Regions from separate parts of the Mus musculus genome. Here region 1 is linked to region 2. The links are chromatin contacts, found by Hi-C or POLR2A ChIA-PET in ENCODE. All regions are on one chromosome and are shown on one strand. The core of a region is the stretch at or near the end of the contact, and the rest is flanking DNA. Distances in the headings are between cores, read along the strand shown. Region 1 holds the start of Skap2 (src family associated phosphoprotein 2). Region 2 holds the start of Cycs (cytochrome c, somatic).

What was found. A loop is a pair of places that touch in the nucleus more often than their neighbours do. ChIA-PET counts read pairs that join two places held with the same protein, here RNA polymerase II (POLR2A).
Region 1: a loop to region 2 is called in a map of heart, with 6 times the contacts of the local background. The contact joins the promoter of Skap2 here to the promoter of Cycs in region 2. A Hi-C loop is called at or near these places in 1 of 37 maps with a recorded cell type or tissue (heart). POLR2A ChIA-PET finds 5 or more read pairs at or near these places in 1 of 5 experiments (embryonic stem cell).

The regions. Positions count from the first base shown.
Region 1 is chr6:52,007,887-52,015,252 of GRCm38, forward strand. Skap2 (src family associated phosphoprotein 2) reads right to left here and starts at 4,663. Exons shown (of 13, transcript NM_018773.2): 1 at 4,449-4,663. The coding sequence starts at 4,515.
Region 2 is chr6:50,563,328-50,570,543 of GRCm38, forward strand. Cycs (cytochrome c, somatic) reads right to left here and starts at 3,242. Exons shown (of 3, transcript NM_007808.5): 1 at 3,089-3,242; 2 at 2,165-2,341; 3 at 1-2,058. The coding sequence starts at 2,333. The coding sequence ends at 1,910. It overlaps 5430402O13Rik (RIKEN cDNA 5430402O13 gene), which reads left to right and starts at 3,316. Exons shown (of 3, transcript NR_027892.1): 1 at 3,316-3,695.

The sequences.
Region 1 (7,366 bases), core at 3,413-5,912, 1.4 Mb after region 2:
GTTCTAGCCAATGCCTTCCCCTGAATTACCTTGCACTTTCGCATGTTACTGCTGAACTGTGGACTTTTAAACATGACAAGAGACATGAAGAAGCACAGATCACCGAGTGCAAGGGGTGAAGCAAATCTGAGTTTTATAATCCAGTCTGCTACAAAATTCTCAAAACTGGCGATACAAGCTAAATGGTTTATTATGATAAAAGGCTGGGCTGTTGAAAGAGAAGCCTGGCCATCTTTCACCCTCTTTAGGTTTATCTAATCAAAATCTTTTCACCACACACTTCAAAGAAACCACAGTGAGTAACACAGCGTCTGAGATTTACACTATTCCCACCCACCACTGGGTAGCACCTAATGTAATGTGTTCAGAGTGTGATTGGAAGAGAAACGTAAGCTCAGTAGGATGAAAAAGATAGACTTGGCTTTAATTGAAAAGGACAAACTAAATAAATAATGAGGATATAAAACCTAGCCTGTGCCACTTTTATCACCCATATATGACACTTAATATTCAATTTATGGGCAACAACTGAACTGTGTTTCAAACCACCAGAGCCTTTCCCTCCTCTTGTGTCCTTACCTTCTCTCTACAAGCACTTCAAGGCGAGAATCAGCAGAGATAAACATAGTCGGAAAGTTCATTTTTTAGTACAGTTAGATGTTTTGAAAGAAACTAATGCTGATTAAGATTACATTAACAATTTAAAATGCACATACTTTCAAGAGCCTTACTTAGTAATCCAAGGAAAAATACTTTCACTGGAAAGCCATGCTAACATAGCCCCCAACAAGAAAAGAAGGTGTTTTACCCTTAAGTAAATAGATAAGTAATTTTCCTAATGCTACTTCTTCATTTACAGATACTATTTGACCCAGACAAAATCTCTATAACATCTGGACCCTTGATTTGCAAATGCATATCCGTATTTGTAGAAGGAAGGCTCTTAGAGGTGCCGTAGGTTGATCTCACTTCCAGACCCAATGTTCTCTTATCGACTTGATCCTCATTAGTTGCTGCTGCCAAAATAGGGAGGCTTGTCCTGGCTCTGTGATAATCCAGGTACTTAGAAGAAGGTGGCTACTGGTGACTCAGTAGGTGGCACTCTTCCCTTTGCATACTCAGCCAGGGCTCCAGGAGGAAGCTATGAACACCAGATATACCATAAATAATTCTTACAAGGAAAATAAAGCTAAAGTGGTGACCAAATTATAAACAGGAATTGGAAAGGTGAGAAACAAGCCATAGTGCACTTGGCATTGAAAAACCCTACCTTGGTTTCAACTGAATTGCATTCTTTATCAAATGCCCCAAACAGTGTGATCTATTACACTGTGTGAAGGAGGTGAAAGGAAAAAAAAAAAAATGTCCTGGAAATCCCCAGTAGGGGGAAAAGGCAATATTTCTAACCAAAACTGCCATCTGAACAAATCTCAAGGTCACCTTGCTAAAACCATATAGTCACTTTCTTATGGCTTGTTCAATTTGGTTTTAATTTTTCAGTGCCCCAACGGTTATTTTCTTCTAACAGTGGTTTCATTTTCTAATTTATTAAAAAGGTAACACTTCCCGCTTAAAATCTGTTGATATGATATGAATGGATGAAAATGAGTGCAAATATCTGATTGCGAACTCCTAGCAGCCCCGTCCTTCCAGGGTGATTAGACCAGCAAGCGCTGCAGGCAGCAGGCAGCACTCCCAGGGCTGTTCACCTTCTGCCTGCCAGAGGAGCGCCCACATAAATCAAGGCCATGCTTGCTATTAGTTCTAGTCAAAATATTTGGGTATAAGGTAAGATTAAATGGCCAAGGCTTGGGGCTATCCTTTGGTTTGAATTATCCAGGATAAACCTGTTCTTTCATTGTTTGAGAGTGGGGGGTGTCAAAGGTTGATTCAACAAAATTTTATATAAACTGTACTAAAAAGGAATAATTTAACATTTATTTTTTAAAAAAATAAAGGCATTTAATTTTTAGTACATTGATTCCATAAAAAATATAACTGTTCAAACTATTATACTGTCATTCTTTCAAGGATATTACTAACTAAGAGTTGGGAGTAGTAACTTTATTTTTGCATTTCCATTCAGTTACTTTTTTAAAGGAAAGGCATGAAAAGAGGACAAATATTGAAATGGTAGTGAAAAGCTACTGTAATCAAAAAGCCAAACAATGACAAAGAAAAATCATGATTACAAAAAACCATAAATTTGAGCACCTATCTCAGCAAACACTTGTGTGGCATCTGATGATTTACATGACGAGCATAGGAAACATAAAGTGAGATTATTTTCTTTCTTGTAAAAGCAAAGGACTTGAAACTCCTGTAAAGGTTGGTTTCTAACTAATTCACACTGTGCCATGCATTTTAAGAGCCTTGACTGCTTACAGCTACCAGGATCCATATCTCTTCTTCAATTTAAAAAAGAACGCACTATCTTTATATCTATATACCATAGAGCTATGACAGCAATACCTCTAAAATCCAAGTCAATGCAATCACTTTGTTATAACTTTATACTTCTAAATTGTACCATGCACTTTCTCCCAAGAACACCTGAGTGATGGACTTGCCGTCATCCTGCCTCCCCAGAAGATTCAAGGGACAAGTGACTACTGAGAGCCTCTAAGGATGTTAATTACACAAAAAATCTTAACAACTTTCTTTGAAAGCTTGTTTAACGTTGTTTTAAGCCATGAAGACTAGCTCACTTTCCTCTATTCCTTTACCATAGATCACACCCACGAGCTAAAAACATCTCCTAAGAATAAAATGTAAAGCTAACTTGTAATCTGCAAAGTTATTATTTTGATATTTGTTTCTAATCCCTCATGTATTTTAGAAAAAACTAATTTCAAACATTATGCTAGTCCAACCTCTAATTTAAAAGATGGCAGAACTACACAGGAAGTTAGGATTAGCAGGTAAATGTATAATCCTGCTCTCTTTACAGGATACAGGAGAGAGCGAAAACAGTCTGTAATCTGTGAGGGTCAGTGGGTGACGGCTGTTGTAGTCATACAACATAGGATGTTGGAAGAGTGACTGTGGGTCCAAGCTTTAGAAGCAAAACCGGGTTGTTATTTTTTTTAATTACAAATATGGACAACCTAAAAACGATGACATTTCTGGAACAAAACATTTTTCTGATCTAATTATTAAGATATTTTTCTAAACATGCAATTCCTGCATTGCCCCTCCCGCCACCCCATAAAATGTTAACTGTAATGAGACCAAACTGGTACTCCTCTAAGCTCTCATATAAGAAACTAAAACATTTCCTTAAATCAGCATCGACAGTTCTTTCATCATTTCTCTTAGTGCTATCCATGAATGATGAGAAGCATTTCTCAGAGTGACATAGCACACCCTCACCCTGCATCATGTTCATACAAACACAAGTCTCCATCCACACATAATGCAAACAACCCAACAGCTTAACAAGGTATTCTATGATGCTTGGTCTCATACTGTTGCAACTGTAACTTACTAGTTCAAATGTACCTTTTAGAGGACATTGTTTTTAACGATTAAAACACACAGTTAACAGCACAGGCATCTAAGCGAAACTTTTTAATCCATGATCTATATTGAAAGGAATGTTTTAGAGACAACCAAACTAAAATTATTCCATTTCCAGATGTTAGCATCTACAAGACAAAGTATATGGTGGTATCTAAGACCATCAGGATAGGTGAGACTTGTGATACTCTAAAAAGATGTATTTTTTATTTTGTGCAGAACTATCGAGCTTTTCTTGATGCTTAGTGGAACTACACACCTCCAGACATTACTGACCTAACTGAGGAACTGAGGAACCGCATTTCAACTCCTACAAGTAAGTTCCTATAAATGGGAATGTAAAACCAAAAAGGGGAAGATGAGGTTGCAAAGATGAAGTTCCTTGATCACATGATACAGGAAGTAGGAGTTTTAACACAGCCTTCCTTTTTCACTTTTAATAGTTACTGAGGCTTTAGAAATAGTGGCTATTTGAAAATCGGGCACCCTTCAAAACTATAAACATGTTTGGCCTGACTGTTCAAGAAAATGGGGGTGGGGTTGGAAATAGTGCCTTTTGGCCTCCTAACTCCCAACACCTGCGGCCCTGCAGATGCACCTGCATCCTTACTGGCCAGGCCACCCAGGCAGGACCTAGTGCTTGGACTTCTGCTTTCGCAGTTCTCAAACATGCATTCATCAACATTTGCTGTCCATCTCCCGCCCTCACATTCCGGTCTTCATGAAACGCATAACTGTCCGGCTGTCCAGGGAGGATCAGCACATTTCAGCATACACGCCCACTCCCTTCTAGTCCCGACATCCCAGTCCCCCTATACGGCCCGCCCCCCACCGTCCGCATAGGGTGAGGGCTAAGCGCTTCTGTCCCTGTCGGCTCGCCGTCCCCGCGCCCCCGCCCCTAGCGTCACCGCCCCCTTCCCGCTCTTTACCTGCCAACAGGTTCCTAATTTCCTCAGGGAGAGGGCCGGGAGAAGAGGTACAGCTGGGGTTGGGCATGATAATGGCTTGGACCTAGACTCGCAATAGCGGTCCGAGTAAGCACCGAGAGGCTACGACTCCGGACACGGCCCGTCCGAGACTGCCAACAAGGAAGTCACTAGCTCTCCAGCCAGCGGTCGCTGGACGCCGGGCCCTGCCCCCTCCCCGCCCGGGAGAATTGGGCGGGGCTATGGGTGAAGGGGCGGGGAGACCGGCCTTAAAACCTGACTGCGCTTGCGTAGACCTTGCTTTCTGACTGTCCGAAGAAAGCGCCTCCGGGTAGACCACGCCCACACACAGCCGGGAAGGCCACGCCCATACGCGGAAGCGAGCAGGAGGCGAGGCCTCCGAAGGAAGGGAGCGAATTGGAGCTGTGTCACCTGACCGGCCCTTGAAGCTCGTCCGCGCCATTTTCGTTACTGGTATGTCAGCCACACCTCTCTTTCTCCAGGATTCCGGAAAATAAAGCCTCCGCAAGGCTTACGCACTTTCCCTTTAAGGGGTCATCTAAATACTGGTCTTTTCCACCAAGGTTTAAACCCCCGTCTGGTAACCCACCAAGAAGTTTCTACCATTACCCCCCAACTAGCATGGCTTTCTTTGTCCCACTAGATGAAGGTAACGGAGTCCCATTTTCCGCCAATCCTTCCTGAGAGTCTTAGTCCTAAAACGGCGGAGCGTTCTGATTGGCGCTGACATTACTTTCCTACTTATTCTTGGTGTGGTTGATTTCTCTCGCTCTGACGGAATTAGTTCTAGATAATATCCTTTTAGGGTCAGGCACCTGAAATGTGCCAGAAAGCCACCTGTACCGTTGCCCGCTCTAAGTATTTTTTAATTGCAAATAGTGGTTAGAACAGGGAAAATATAAAATTTACTTCAATCTAGTCAGCAAAGGTTGAGTCTTTCAATATTACACGTTTACACTTAAAATCCAAAAAGTTCTGGGTCCTTTAGTCTTTAAAATGGGTGGTGTGTGTGTGTGTGTGTGTGTGTAGAAATGATAATTACATTCAAGTGCCATCAACCTTTACAATCCATTAAAACCTACTGTGTAGACATATTTGTCATGTAGATGACGCTACCAGAGCTACTTAAATACAAAAGAGGATGATACGAGTCTTCAGAGAGGAACTGACAAGGGAAAACATTTTGAATGTAAAGTGTGTATTTAGTTAAAAATATGCTTGGAAAGGTGGCTAATGATACACATCAAGTTGCACCTTCCACTTTCCTTTGCCAGGCACATCATTTTCAAAATGACATCTGAATATCACCTACCTACATTGGTAGAAACAAACAGTGGTTTGTTTGTTCTTATTTCTCCTAAGTTGTGCTCAGAATGTTGTGTCAAAGCTCCAATCAGGAGTATGTTTGTAGGAGGCACAGTATGGTGTGGGGGAAGGGGGTGTCTCTGTGAGACATGCTGAGATACCAGCACAGGAAAGTATAGTATAGAATATTTTGGGCATGGGGAGGGGAATTGAGTGGAGACAGAGAAAAGCAGAGAGAGGGGGAGAGGAGGGGAGAAGACAGGAGAGGAAAGGAGAGGAGAGGAGAGGAGAGGAGAGGAGAGGAGAGGAGAGGGGAGGGGAGGGGAGGGGAGGAGAGGCAGGCAATAAGCATGTGGAGAGCACAGGGAGGGGCATGGAGAGAGAGGGTAAGGAGCAGGAGCAATAGAAGAGAAGGGAGCAAGAGAGAGAGGGAGAGAGAAGGGGGGCAAGCAGCCCCTTTTATAGTGAGTCAGGCACACCTGACTGTTGCCAGCTAACTGTGAGGCGGAGCCTAGACTAAATGCCAACACATGTACCCTGCAGCTTTCTCCTCCTCCTTCTTCTTCTTGTTCTTCTCCCTCTCCCCCTCTTCCTCTTCCTCTTCTTCTCCATTTATCTATTTATTGTTTTGTTTTCAAGACAGGGTCTCTCTGTCTTAGAACTCACTAGACCAGGCTGTCCTTGAACTCACAGAGCACCACCTGCTTTTACCTCAATGAGTGCTGAGATTAAAGGCATGTGCCACTATCCCAGCTTTTTTTTCCCCTCCAGCTTTCTTTAGACCAATGTTCTTTATACTTTAGTCGGCCTTAGAATCACAGAGAGAAGCTACTAAAATGTGGAGCCTAAAGTCCTACCAAAGAAATTCGGATTAAATGGAAAACAGCATTTAATTTAATTTTGGTTTTGAGAACTATATTACTACTGTTTCCTAACTCTTAACAAAGTAAAATTTGTAATAAGTGTCATCTTCAACTAGAATAAAATAGTTCTATTAATATTTCATCAAAAAGTGTCAGGGCTGGGGGACAGCACAGAGCATCAGAGCATGTGCTTAGCATGTACAGTTAGCAGTACCAAGTGAGTACATACCTGTGTTTTTCAGATTGTACTATGACATTTATGTCATTCTCAAAGAGATGATATAAAACATTGATTTTAAAAAGGAAAATTGAAATCTATAGGTACCTATATCTTACAAAACAGCAAAAACAAAAGCTTAATAAGTAAAACATGCATAATGATAACAAAAAAGACATCTCCAAAGTGTCTGTTTAATCAAAATGGAATCCAAAGTCCCTACCCAGATGAGCAATGTGATAAGTTATTAGAAAAAAAAAAGAGTGCTGAAAATTAGAATTCTCTCTTGTGGAGTTAAAAATGAATTTCATTCTTCCGACTTGAAAGAATTAAGAACTGTTAATAAACTACAAGCTAATCCACTTTTCTAAATAAGAAACTATTGCATAGGCAGTCTGTGTTAGGAAGGATTATCCCTTCCTTTAGTCTTGTCCTACAGAATGTTCTGTCTTCTCACATGTTTTATTAAGAGGCTCTAAATGTTTCAATACTTTGTTGCCTTCAGAAAGAACTGA
Region 2 (7,216 bases), core at 1,992-4,491:
AATCTGAGTTTATAAACTATAGGACTCACACAACCTGCTGCACTAACGAGGCCCCTTTGAATTTATATTGAAAGCCCAATGTTATAAAATCTTAAGCCAAATGTCTATATATTCATCTCAACGGCTTATTATGACTTTTTTTTTCTATCATTTCCAGAATATAAGAAAACAAGTCCAGGGCTTTATTTTTATTTTTTGTTTTTTTGAGACAGGGTTTCTCTGTGTAGCCCAGGCTGTCCTGGAACTCACTCTATAGACCAGGCTGGCCTTGAACTCAGAAATCCACCTGCCTCTGCCTCCCAAGTGCTGGGATTAAAGGTGTATGCCAACACCACCCGGCAATTCCAGGGCTTTATTTCTTTACACATTAGTTAAAATGTGCCCTGGAAAGTTGTTACAAAAACTTGGGACTCATCAAGTGTTATTACAAAGCTATCTCTGAAGGACCTACAAAGTAAAAAGCTTATCAGGGCTGGAGAGGACTCAAGAGCACTGGCTGTTCTTCCAGAGGACTCAGCCTGGACTGCGCCCACTGCAGATCCCGCTGTAACACCAGTCCCAAGGAATCCAACACCCTGGGTTGGCCTTCAAGTGTAGTGCACAGATATACATGCAGAGAAAACACCCATACATACAAAATAGGTCCAAAACAACAAAAAAAAAATTCCTACCCATCAGCCCAAAACTCCAAATTACAGAAAACTTTCCAAACTTGTTTCCAGATTGTCCTCAATTTCTTGTATAAAGTAAGATTTGTCACAAAGTGCTGCCTCTGACCTGAGGCCCAGTTAATCATCTTCTACACGTCTGAAGTCACGATGAGGTCTTTCTCCAGCCTTTTCACCCCCACAAAGACACCACTATCACTCATTTCCCTGCCATTCTCTATAAAATTTAGGACCACTCAGCTAATACATAATTATTCACCTTTATAGATCTCATTCTGGCCAAAGAACGAAGGGTAAAGCGTGGCTGTAGTCGGAGTTGCCCGAGATATCAAGGTAAGAGCACCTAGTACCTTCACTAGACCATGGCTTTATACCAGGGAACATTTAAACAACTAAAGATATGTTAACTGTCATTAAACAAAGCACAATCAAAGGATCACGATCTGTGGTTGTTTTAATTATCTTCTTTCTGCTGATACAAACTATTTCCTTTATTTCCATCTTTCCATCTAGTAAGTTAGCAAAGAGTGCCATTCCTAATCGAATTCCAGTTATGTGTGTTTCTGAGTGGGTATTTAAGGACAATTCTGATTTACAACTTAGTCTTAGAAAATAGAGAATTTAAAAGGCCTAACTTGCTTGTTTCTAAAAGCATTTTAATTTGCAGATCAACTATAAAGAAGTGTTAAATACTCTTTATTTGATATCATACATAAACCACAGTAAATGCCTTTCAATAGTAAAAGGCAACATCCTTGATGTAGGGAATTCTAATTAAAACTGCACTGTCAAGAATAGACAGTTGCCTCCTGGTGGTTAGCCATGACCTGAAAGAGGCCAGTGAACACAAACTGAAACACATTTGAGTCTTCTTGTTTCTGAGACAGTGATAGAATTTTCCCAGTGTTTAAGCATATTCATATGCCCAGTTATATAAATCTAAGTATAAAACCATTTAGTAGGTTTGAGGTGACATGCCCCTATTTATGGAAAGTAAAACATTGCTAATTAAGTCCAATCTTATCTTGAGAAAGGGAGAGCCGTGGTAGCATGTATACAACTGGAACTGTTGCTTTAATAAAGACCGTACCCACTTTATGACAAGTCAGTTTTACTTAAATCAGGACTGTCCAACAAAAACATTGCTAGCCATTCATGATCTGAATTTGGTGTGTGAATTAAATTATGGTGTACATTAAAAGCCATGAGACATTTGTTTTGTAATAAATAAGGCAGTGGAATTACTCATTAGTAGCCTTTTTAAGATAAGCTATTAGGTCTGCCCTTTCTCCCTTCTTCTTAATTCCAGCGAAGATCATTTTTGTTCCAGGGATGTACTTTTTGGGATTCTCCAAATACTCCATCAGGGTATCCTCTCCCCAGGTGATGCCTAAACAGAAAGAGATGCAGAGGTTAAGTGTTTTACACACCTGGTAATTCTGCACTGGTTAACCCAAGCAACCTGTGCTGTGGCTGACAGCAGCTCCCCCCGTTACCTTTGTTCTTGTTGGCATCTGTGTAAGAGAATCCAGCAGCCTGGCCTGTCTTCCGCCCGAACAGACCGTGGAGATTTGGTCCAGTCTTATGCTTGCCTCCCTTTTCCACAGTGTGGCACTGGGCACACTTCTGAACAAAAATCTTCTTGCCTTTTTCAACATCACCCATTTTTAATTCTAAAAGGGAAAAGATCCAACAGTAAAACGTACTACGGATCCCAATGACCATTCAAACCGCTATTCTTATGTCCTCTTAACACCAGGCAGGGTGCTAACTCAGTCCACTTGCAATATTCTTCAATAGCAAATACATCACCTAGGAGACTCTCCTTTAAAGCAAGTCTGTGCTCAAGACAGGTCCATGCCAAGGGAAATGGAAACCCACAGCTCAAACCCCAGTTTCCGAAGAAGGCAAGGTCAAAAAGTCACAAATATGAAACCGGACTCATTAAAGCAAAACCACTACAACTCTTAACATTTCAGAATGCTAAACTGCTGTCAGTGCTGCCGATTAAAGTCACTTCCAAAGATAAGGGAGGCTGGGGGTGATCCTAAGTGCTTCCGCCTGCTCCGGTCTCATTAGGAGGTTAAGTCTCTTCTCTCTTGCTTTAGTCCGGCACGGGAAGGCGAGGGAGGACTGGGGAAGGAACCGTCTCACTCTCACGTTGAGATCCCAGGGGTGACTACGACTTTACAAACCCACCCTCCCAGATGCTTAATCAGGAAAAGAACTGGCCCAGTCCTGAAGGAACAGCAGCTTCTGCTCTCAGAAGGGGCGGCGGGCGAGTTCCTTCTAGAACTCCGGGCCCCGGTCCTACACCCACGCCGCCTCCAGCCGTGCCACAGTTCTGCATGGCTTTGTAGGTTAGGCCTGCCCCGGCCTCCTCGCCCCGTTCCCGGTCCGCATCCCCGTCGCGCGCTCACCGTTCCGGGCTGGTCAACACCACGAACGTTCGGACTCGAAGACAGACGTCCCGCGCTCTAGCCCAAGGACACGCCGGCCCGCGCCTATGTACCGGTGTCGGTGCAACCACACTTGTTCCGCCCGTCCGCGGCCCGACGTGCGGTAGCGCCGTCTGCTGCGCCGTGACGTAACCGCACCTCATTGGCTCCAGGACAGGTTTGTGCGCGCGCATGCGAGCTAGCATGGTAGGATGTGCCCAGAGGGCGCCCTTCCTTCAGAGGCCTCGTTTGCCCGACACTTACGACAGGCCTTAGGACGTAAGGCGTGGACGTGCGTGACGTCACCCTCTGGCCTGCGAGATGGCGAGGGCAAGTAGCGGGGCCGATGCTCCCTTGGGATCCGGGTGTGGCTCGGCTCAGGTAACGCCCGGCCCTAGGACTCCTTCGGCCTCCGCCCACGGGGAGTGCTGAGACTGCCGGCCGGTGTGCTGGCGACCTTTACCCAGGCTTGGTCAAGGCTTCCTGGCTGGCGCAACTGCACTGGCCTCGCAGTGGACGCCTGCTGGTGACCTTTACTCTGTTAAACCATCTTCCTGCTCTCCCAGTGAGAGCCTCAAAGCTGGGGAAGGTACGCACAAGTGGCAGACAGGATCACATCTTACCCAGAGTCCCTGTTTTCTTCCCCTAGTGTTTGTAGAAAACGAGGAGGGTGTGCAGGCAAGCTTTAAGGGAGAAGCAGGATTCGCCTGAGTAGAGGATTCCCGGGAATCCGCTAGACTTGGCATCCCTTCTGACCATATTGGAAATGGAAGTCTCCTTAGCATACTTTCCTGGTGTACTTCAAAACGAACTCACAGACACTTTAAATTCTGCCACTGGACGTTTTCTTCATTACTCCCCTCTCCCAAATTCAGATGAATGTCGGTCCATTCCCTATGTTCTGTCTAGCCTTGACATAGTTTATCGTGTGTTTATAGATGCCTGGTGTGTGCCGGGCCCTTCTCAGTATGAACTCACATATTCTGGTTGAGCTTGTTTATATTCTACCACTTTTCCTTCCGCCATCAGATTAACATGAGATGTTAGAAGGCTGGTCTAAAGTCTCAATAGATCTCTTTCCAGCCACTGGTCCTATCTGCTCAAAGATGTCAGTTTGTGTGAGTATAGTTGTTAGGTATTCCCAGGGATAGTTGATTCCAGAACAATCCCCAGAACCCATACAGAATTCCATGGGTGTTTAAGTCCTTCACATGAAATGATGTAATATTTGTATATAATCTACACAATCTCCCCAATATTTAAATAATTTCTAGATTATAACTTATACTGCCAAATGCAGTGCTGTATGGTGTCACTTAGGGAAAATGACAAAAACGCTAGTCATTCTGTATTGGTGAGAATATTGTAAGCCTAACTACATAGTATGTGATGTGATCTGCTGATTTCTGAAGACATGGATATGGGAACCATAGATAAGGAGGTCTGATGTATTTTCATTGTTATTAAACTGTCCTAGCTTTTGGGGGTACTCGTTCAGCATTTAGACTTAGTCCTTATGTAGGTTTATTTTAAGTTATTTGTATATAGGCTTATTTATCAAACTCTTAAAGTTTTTAAAGACCTGATGTAGCAAATCTGTAGACATTCAATATGTCCTTAAATCAAGTCCTGATACTGCCTTCCTTATTTCTCCAAAGAAAAAGTAGTTCTTACTGAAGTCATTGTTCTCTCAATATCGTTTCTTTGTGGAACAGAAGATACCATTTTTCGTTTATAAACGAGTTGGCTGTGAGTTGCTCTTGTTTGTGTTTTATGTGTGTATGTGGGGGAGGGGAGTGTTTGGTTTTGGCTTGGGTTTCTTTTGGGGGGCAACTTGGAAACTAATGCTAGGTACCAGCCTGTTAGTTTACCTGAGTTCAAACTTAGGTCAGGTTCTCTAAAATGGAGTCTGAATTTAAAAGACTCGGCATCCCAACCCTATCTCAAAGCCATTGCTCTATCTATTCTTATCCTTTGGGAAGGAGAGTGGCTGGTAAGAGTTGTAATTGTTTTAAAGCAAATGCCTCTCTTTTCAATATAGTGGATTGCGTATTTTTTTAAAAAAACTATGAACAAATCACTATTAGGATGTTCTTCACGTACAGGGAATAAGTGGATCGGATGCTTTAGATTGAAGTGCAGCAGCATTACCTAGGCATTCCTGCCAGAGCTGCCCCAAGCCACCTTCTCTGAGCTAGGCTTTTCATTTGCTGAGCTTCTAGTACAGCCAGAGATGGTTTCCTTTCAGTCCATAGCCAGCCCTAGACTCAGCGTGGACAGAACACATTGTCCACCTCCAAACAACAGACTCCTTGTGGCCCCGCCCCCCGTTCCATGTTTTGATTGAGGAGGAGGAAATTTTAGTAGAAGCTTTAAATAGCATATATTATATATTTTAAGAAAAACTAAAGGGCCTAGGTTCCTACTCTCATTTTTGCAAGGTGAATGAATCTCTCAGAAGGTCTAAAACCATCCCAGGGAAACGGAAACGTTAAGAAGATAGGATTTTTCCAGACATTGGCGCATGTCTTCAATCCCAAAATTAAGGAGGCAGAAGCAGGCAGATCTCTGTGAGTTCTAGGACAGCCAGGAGTAGAAAGAAAGTTCCAGGGCAGCCAAGGCTGTTACACAGAGAAACCCTGTCTTAAAAAAAAAAAATCAAAGAAGGAGGAGGAGGAGGAAGAAAGGGAGTAGGAGGAAGAAGAGGAAGGGGAAGGAGAAGGGAGACGGGAAGAAAAGAAGAGGGAGAAGAGGAAGAGGAAGAAGAAACAACAAGAAGTGTCTCTCTGCTTACAATTTGGACACAATTTTAGTTTAGTTTATTCTTCAAAGATTCATATTCTGGAAGCTTGCTCCACAGTTAACAGTATTGGAAGGTGGTGGGACCTTTAAGAGGAAGGGCCTAATGAAACATGACTTCTCCATCAGGTCTCTTGCACCGTCATTCTTCATGAAGAGTTATCTTGGGCTCTGGTTGTAAGGGAACATTAGTTCTCTCATGAGTGGATTAGTCCCTAAGAGAGTCAGCTATTATGAAGGAGCAAGCCTGGTCCCTCTTGCTTCCTTCTTTGCTTTGAGACATCTTGTGCTTCCCACCATTTGACACTCTCTTCCATGAGGCTATCGTGTGTGTGTGTGTGTGAGAGAGAGAGAGAGACAGACAGACAGACAGACAGACAGACAAACTAATAACAAAATGCCAGCCACTGTATTCTGAAGGCAGGCCAGGGAGTAGAATAGAGAAATGTCAGATCGATACATGACTTTTATACTGGCTGGGTTTGTGTGTCAACTTGACACACACTGGAGTTATTACAGAAAAAGGAGCCTCCCTTGAGGAAATGCCTCCAGGAGATCCAGCTGTAAGGCATTTTCTCAATTAGTGATCAAGGGTGGGAGGGCCCACTGTGGGTGGTGCCATCCCTGGGCTGGTAGTCCTGGGTTCTACAAGAAAGCAAGCTGAGCAAGCCAGGGAAACAAGCCAGTAAGTAACATCCCTCCATGGCCTCTGCATCAGCTCAACCTTCCTGACCTGCTTGAGTTCCAGTCCTGAATTCTTTGGTGATGAACAGCAATGTGGAAGTGTAAGCTGATTAAACTCTTTCTCCCCAACTTGCTTCTTGGTCATGATGTTTGTGCAGAAATAGAAACCCGGACTAAGATAGCTTTCTTAATTAGATTTATAGTTTAATTTCCTCCTTTTTATTGTGATAAAACACACCACATAAAGTTTGCTATGTTTTGTTTGGTGGTATTAAGTACAGGTATATTATGCAACTGACCAATATCTGTACATAGAACTCCTTCATCTTGCAAATCTGAAATTTTACATGTGCTGAGATGGATATTTGTCAGCTTGACTGGATTCTATAATATCCAGGTAGCCAGTACTATTTCTAGGTATGTCAATAAATTATCTCCAAGAAACTGGCATTTCAAAATTAGTGGATTAAAGACATCCTCTTTCATCCAAAATGGGTAGGCAGATGCAATTGGTTGAGGGCCTAGAGGAAACAAAGAAGCAGAGAAGGGCATTCCTGCTGTCTCCTCAGGAGCCAGAGCTCCCTTCTTAGCTGTAGGACAAGCAATTCTAGATTCTTTGGCCTTTGG